2 separate regions of the Homo sapiens genome follow, and region 2 is linked to region 1. Evidence: chromatin contacts called from ENCODE Hi-C or POLR2A ChIA-PET data. All regions are on one chromosome and are shown on one strand. Each heading gives the region's core, a stretch centred on a gene start or an enhancer-like site at or near the end of the contact. The rest is flanking DNA. Distances are from core to core; before and after follow the strand shown. Region 1 has its middle 120 kb from the start of GPC1. Region 2 overlaps LOC105373968 (a long non-coding RNA gene).

The links. Hi-C counts contacts between places; a loop is a spot of excess contacts on that map. ChIA-PET counts read pairs that join two places held with the same protein, here RNA polymerase II (POLR2A). Pooled maps may share reads with other maps.
Region 2: a loop to region 1 is called in a map of dorsolateral prefrontal cortex, with 2.5 times the contacts of the local background. The contact joins two enhancer-like sites. A Hi-C loop is called at or near these places in 5 of 168 maps with a recorded cell type or tissue (CD8-positive, alpha-beta T cell, astrocyte of the cerebellum, chondrocyte and 2 more) and 6 of 50 pooled maps. POLR2A ChIA-PET finds 5 or more read pairs at or near these places in 3 of 52 experiments (OCI-LY7, PC-9 and activated CD4-positive, alpha-beta T cell).

The regions. Positions count from the first base shown.
Region 1 is chr2:240,318,841-240,321,540 of GRCh38, forward strand. No RefSeq gene overlaps it. Among named protein-coding and RNA genes, the nearest start is that of GPC1, 120 kb to the right of the region's middle. Within about 2 kb of position 1,356, at least 5 of the 41 ENCODE cell types and tissues checked have a DNase peak (open chromatin) inside an H3K27ac peak, as active enhancers do; they include dorsolateral prefrontal cortex, where a contact is called at or near this core.
Region 2 is chr2:240,250,341-240,253,040 of GRCh38, forward strand. It overlaps LOC105373968 (a long non-coding RNA gene), which reads right to left. Exons shown (of 2, transcript XR_924057.3): 2 at 1,769-2,700. Among named protein-coding and RNA genes, the nearest start is that of OTOS, 110 kb to the left of the region's middle. RefSeq lists enhancers at 906-1,419, 1,420-1,931. Within about 2 kb of position 1,356, at least 30 of the 41 ENCODE cell types and tissues checked have a DNase peak (open chromatin) inside an H3K27ac peak, as active enhancers do; they include dorsolateral prefrontal cortex, where a contact is called at or near this core.

The sequences.
Region 1 (2,700 bases), core at 106-2,605:
CTCAGGGAAGTACTGAGCACTGATTCTGCATGTGTGGGGCTTGATTCCTGAAAAAGAACCACCAGAAAGCAGCAGGCTGAACAATCACCAGAGCTCACAGAGGGTTGGGAATAGTTTCCATGCCTACCAGTCAGAATCAAGAGACTTCATGGGACAATGGGAAGAGTCCTCAGTTCGTGATGCTGTGTGGCAGGTACCATGAAGAGGGTGAGGCAGGAGGAGGGGGTGAAGCTGGAGGAGGGGGCGAGGCTGGAGGAGGGGTGAGGCTGGAGGAGGGGGTGAGACTGGAAGAGGGAATGAGGCTGGAGGAGGGGTGAGGCTGGAGGAGGGTGAGTCTGGAGGAAGGGAAGGTTATGGAAACACAGTGGCCCAATCTAGCCAGGTCGTAGGTGGTTTTCAAGCTTTCATTCATCCATCCAGATCTTCATCCATCCATCCACTCATTGACCATGGTTCTGCTTGACAGCAGGACTAGGATAAGGCAAGTGAGATGCCCCGAAAGTTAAAGCGTTCACTCCCAGGTTTGTGCAAGTGCAGGCTCAGCCCGGGAAGCAAGTGCCTCCCTGAGTTCTGCACCCCAGGCACCCCGCCTGCCTTACCCTAGGCCCTGCCCTGGTTCTCCCCAACCAGATCGTGAGCTCGAGAACAAGGGCTAGATCTGGGTCATCTCCATGTCCCCAGCACAAAGCCACATACATAATAGGCATTCAGTGAACATTTGCTGAATCAAACAAACCCACATCCATCATCCCAGATCCTTGCACAGTTAGTATCCAAGGACTGCTTGTTAAAGGAATTGACGTGGGTCCTGTCCCCTGAGGTTATCTGGAAACAGGGAGCTCTGTTCTGGATGCCTTTCCCAGCCTCTCATCTCATCTGAACCTCCTTATAATGTTTCTAGCAGCACAGCCCAACCCTGGACTGTGTCTTCCTGGTTAATGGAGGCCCAGCTGTCCGTAGGTTTGTGCTGACTTTGTAACGACAAATCGAAGAGTTAGTGGTGGCCCAGGGAGGGGCAGCCAGAAGCTGTGTACCAGGTTTCTGGAGCATTCAGCCAGCTCAGAGGGCTCTGGAACAAATTGCAGGATGCTGCTAAACCTGCTTGTTCCAGGCAGCTCTGGCACGCGTGCCCCCACCACATGGAGTGTGCTGTCCTCTAGCTCCTCACTGCAGAACGTCCTGAACCAGATCAAGGACTCTCTAATGTGACCTGGAGTGGTGTCTCCCTACAGGCCTGAGAAGGGCCCAGACTCCGTCCTGGGAGAGCCTCGCCTCTGCCTCCTCCCAGCGTCCGGAACACCTGGCGTCTCAGCTGTGGGAGGGGAGGACTGGCTTGGTGGCTCCACTGTGGCAGGGGCCCGTGGGCTGAAGAGGCAGACCTGGGACTTGGGGGCCGATGTACCACCCGGGCTGCCCTTGCCCTCATCTAGGCTGAGTCAGCGTCTGAGGGCCCCAGCGGGAGGGCAGGAAACGTTTCCGTGGGTGGGAGCCGTGGGAAAGTTCTCCATGAAGCGAGCAAGCTGGAGCGTGCTGGGAAGGACGTGGGTGGGAGCAGCAGGGATGGAGGCAAAGCAGTGAAGCAGTGGCCGCAGGGGTCTGCCGGGTCATCCTGGTGCTGAACACACCTTCCGGGAAGCCTTGCTGACTCAGAGCGAGGGCGTTAACAAGCCCTTTCTCTAGCTCCACAAAGCCCCTGCTGACATGCAAAGACTTGGTTACTTCTCTATAAAGCATTTTCATTGTCTCTGGACCGTCTGGACTCTTGGGGACATGCACTTCCCCTCCCTCGCTGCTGTCACACAGTCAGGTGCCCCATCAGAGCCAGCAGTCCGGCCTCCAAGGGGGTTGGAGCCGCTGGCACCCAGCCGGGCTGGTCAGCCTCAGCTTCGCAAACCACTCTGTGGTCTGGCACATCACTGTAGCCCTCCATCCAAGACCCCTGTCCAAGACTAGGCACAGAAGTCCAAGGAGAGCATGCTGGTGCCTGCCCCTACCCCAGCACTGCCACCCCCAGGGGCCTGCAGTCCTGTGACACAGAAGATGCCACAGCGTTCCACACGGTGGGATCCTTTCTGTGGGGACACAGTCTGCCTTGTCCCACGTCGGTCCATGGAACACAGAAGGGTGACCACTCTGCACTGTCAGAAGCTGCCCAACATGTGGGCGCTGCCAGGAAGCACTTCGCTAGTCCCTCCACTGGGCCATTTCCCAATGAGATCTTTCACTTGGCAAATTTAGTGTTTTGAATCAGTGTTCGTGCCGGGAATGAGGGGTGGGATGGAGGCTGCCAGTTTATCCCAGAAATTCCACATCTAACAATATTTCCAGCAGACAGGCTCCCATATGTTAAAGAAAGCGTGTCCAAAAATGTTTATTACAGCATTGTCAGTCATTGTGAAAAAATAGAAACAGCCCAAATGCCCATCAAGAAGGAATGGTTAAATGGGAAACCTCCAAACATATTGCTAAGTGAAAAAGCAAGTTGTAAGCCAGTTCTCACCAGGTGATTCTGTGTATTAAAAATGCCACAAATATATACGTCTACTTGTCTAGCGACACACACGCCTGCACGGGTCATGGCCAAAAGGACACCCCCGGTGGTGACGCGGTCGCCTCTGAGAGGTGGATGGGATGGACCCAGAAGAGGTGGAGGAAGGCTGTCACTTCAACGGCAGGTTTTTCTCTACTTAAATTTTCGCC
Region 2 (2,700 bases), core at 106-2,605, 68 kb before region 1:
TGCCACCTCCTCACCCGCCCCACCTTACAGTCATCCCTGCAAGGGTGGGATTGACAAGGGGGAAATCGGCCCAGCTTGGGGTGGAGGAGACGTTGATGAGGATCCTGGGAGACAAGGCCACCTCTTCCCAGCCATGGAGACTCCTGGGATGGACCCTCCCTCCCTTGACCCCCATAAAGGAGAGTCTTTGGGAAGGGAGAAGGAGGGCTGAAGAGGGAGGAGGGTTCCCACAAGAGTACAGCCCAAGCACTGCCGCGGCAGTGGAAGGCCCCAGCCCAGCCACACGGAGTCTCGAGGCTGAGGACAGAGAAGGCACCTGGGTGCAAGGAGGCCCTTGGGTGTAGTTTGCAGTAGGACCAGTGGGCACAAGCGCCCAGGATGAGAGCCACAGGCTGACGGAGCCCCATGTGAAGGGGTAGAGGTCAGGGCAGAGGGGGACCCTAGGGAAGGCTCAGGACCCGTGCCTGGAGAGGAAGACCCCACGGCACCCACTTTCTGGTTCCTGAAGCCTTCCTGGCCACCACACTGTCCCGTTCCTGACCTGCCCAGGGTGGGCACCAGGGCTGGGGCTGGCCACAGGGACCCCTAGGGTCAGACAGCAAGTCCCAGCTGGTGCCACTCTGGCCCCCACCAACTGCGTGGACAGCCCTCACCCCCGCTCAGCCTCCCTGAGAAGAAAGGGTGGGCACAAACCCTCCGCCCCCACCCATAAAGGGCATGAGGAGAGGGCCCGGTACCCCTGAGCCCAAGCAGCCGGCGGAGAAGGGGCTGCAGAGGCCTGGCTGCCAGTCCCTGGAGATGACCCAAGGTGCGTATGACCAGCAGGGCTGTGACCCCTAGCCCAGCCTGGGCTGACCACACGCCTGCAGGAGGCCACGCCTCTGGGTAGTGATGAGAAACCGCAGCCTCAGAGTAGGTGGGTGTGGCCTGAGAGCATGACTCACGCTGGGCTGCCCGGGGTCAGTCACGGGCTGGGTGAGACCTTTGTGTGCTGAGCCTGGGGCTCCCCACACTCGAGTGGTCCCCCGTGGCCTCACAGAGCAGCCTCAGAGGCCAGCCTGCCACCCCCTCATCCCACACAGAAGGAGGCTGAGTCCTCAGCGGGGGAGGGGCTGGTCATCCCATGGCCACGGATCCCGGAATAGCCGACCTCCAGCCCCCGCGCACGGGTACATTCTGTACGCCCAGGGTGGCTGGCGTGGGTGGCGGCTGGCCCTGAAGGCCGGGGGCTGTGTTCCTGTGGCCGACTCACTGCCCTTTGCCCTTGGTGAGCAAGTCTTCCCTGGGCCTGGCTGCTTCTCTGTAAGACGGAGGCCCAGCAGGGTGGGAGGGGACATCATGACCCCGCAGCACTGAGAGTACTTTGTAAGCTGGGAAGTACCGTGGCTCCGCCAGGGCCATGGTGACATCAGCCATTCACTACTGGCTGGGACTGGCAGATGTCCAGGGACCAGGCGAGGAGGGAGAAGGAGTCTCCCTGCACCTTCCCGCCCCAGCTCTCCCTCCCTCCCGCTCCCACTGCCTCCCCATCTGGGAGCAAGCCCTGGTTTAGAGATTGGGGTTTGTGCTGGGCAGACAGAATCAGCAGTGGCTCTCTCCCCCGCTCCTCCCCCAGGGGTGCTGGGCTGGCCCTTGGGGTTGAGGGTGACCCAGAACTTGCCATTGGCTGCCGGGTGACAGCCCCATCCATCTAGCTCACCCTGGAGCTGGGTTTGGGCACTGTAACATGTTGCAGGAGACCTGTCGGAGTTCAGTGCCATCCACTCCATTAGTCATAATTATTTTAATTAAGAAGATAAGAAACACAACTCATCAAAGGTTTAATTATAATTAGCAGCTAACGACACTCGGATGAATCACTGGCCCGAGCAGGTGCTCATTCACACTTCCCAGTTCACTGGATGCGCCGTGGGAGCCGCTGAGACGTGGGCACAGAAGGCACATCTCCCTGGGACCCGAGAAGGCAACAGAGCCCCCGCATCCCCCCAGCACGATGCAGAAGGGCTGGGCCCATAGCAGCTACCTGTGTGGTCACTCAGCCCTGAGCTCAGAAGTGCCGGGGCTCAGAGGACACCCTGCTGTTGCCACCGGGCACCCTTCACCATCTCTGAACAAGGCCTGGGATTTCTCTGTGACCTAGGCCCCCACAGGGTACAGTGGTCCTGACCCTACATCCATGTACAGGGAATGCTGACCGCGGCAGCTCCGTGTTCACAGCCCTGGACACACAGAAATGACTGTGATGTGGCCCTGACCTCAGTAGTGTAGAAGGAACCCACTGAAGGAGACCGAGGTGGGGAACCTACAGGGCCTAATGGAAACCCCAGCTGGGTGGGTGGCGGCCATGCAGCTGGGAGTGAGTGTGAGGGTGCCTGGGGATGGAGACGGTGCCGGGGATGGAGACAGACACGGTCTCCATGAGAAAGCTGGGCTTAATCCTGACAGAGGGAGGCGGCCTGGAGGCCATACAGGGAAGAGGGGCTCAGGAGGTTTGGAAACAGGATTTCAGGACTGCCTGCGCTGCAGGTGGGTGCTGGCCACTGGTCTAGCCTGATCTGGCACCCTGGTGGTGCATGCCATTGGAGGGGCTCCCTGTATCTGTACTGTGGGGCCTTCCTGTCACAGGGTGGGCTCACAGGTCCTGCCCATCCCTGCATGGGATGTGGGTGAGCTTTGCTCTGAGGAGGCCGACGTGAGCCT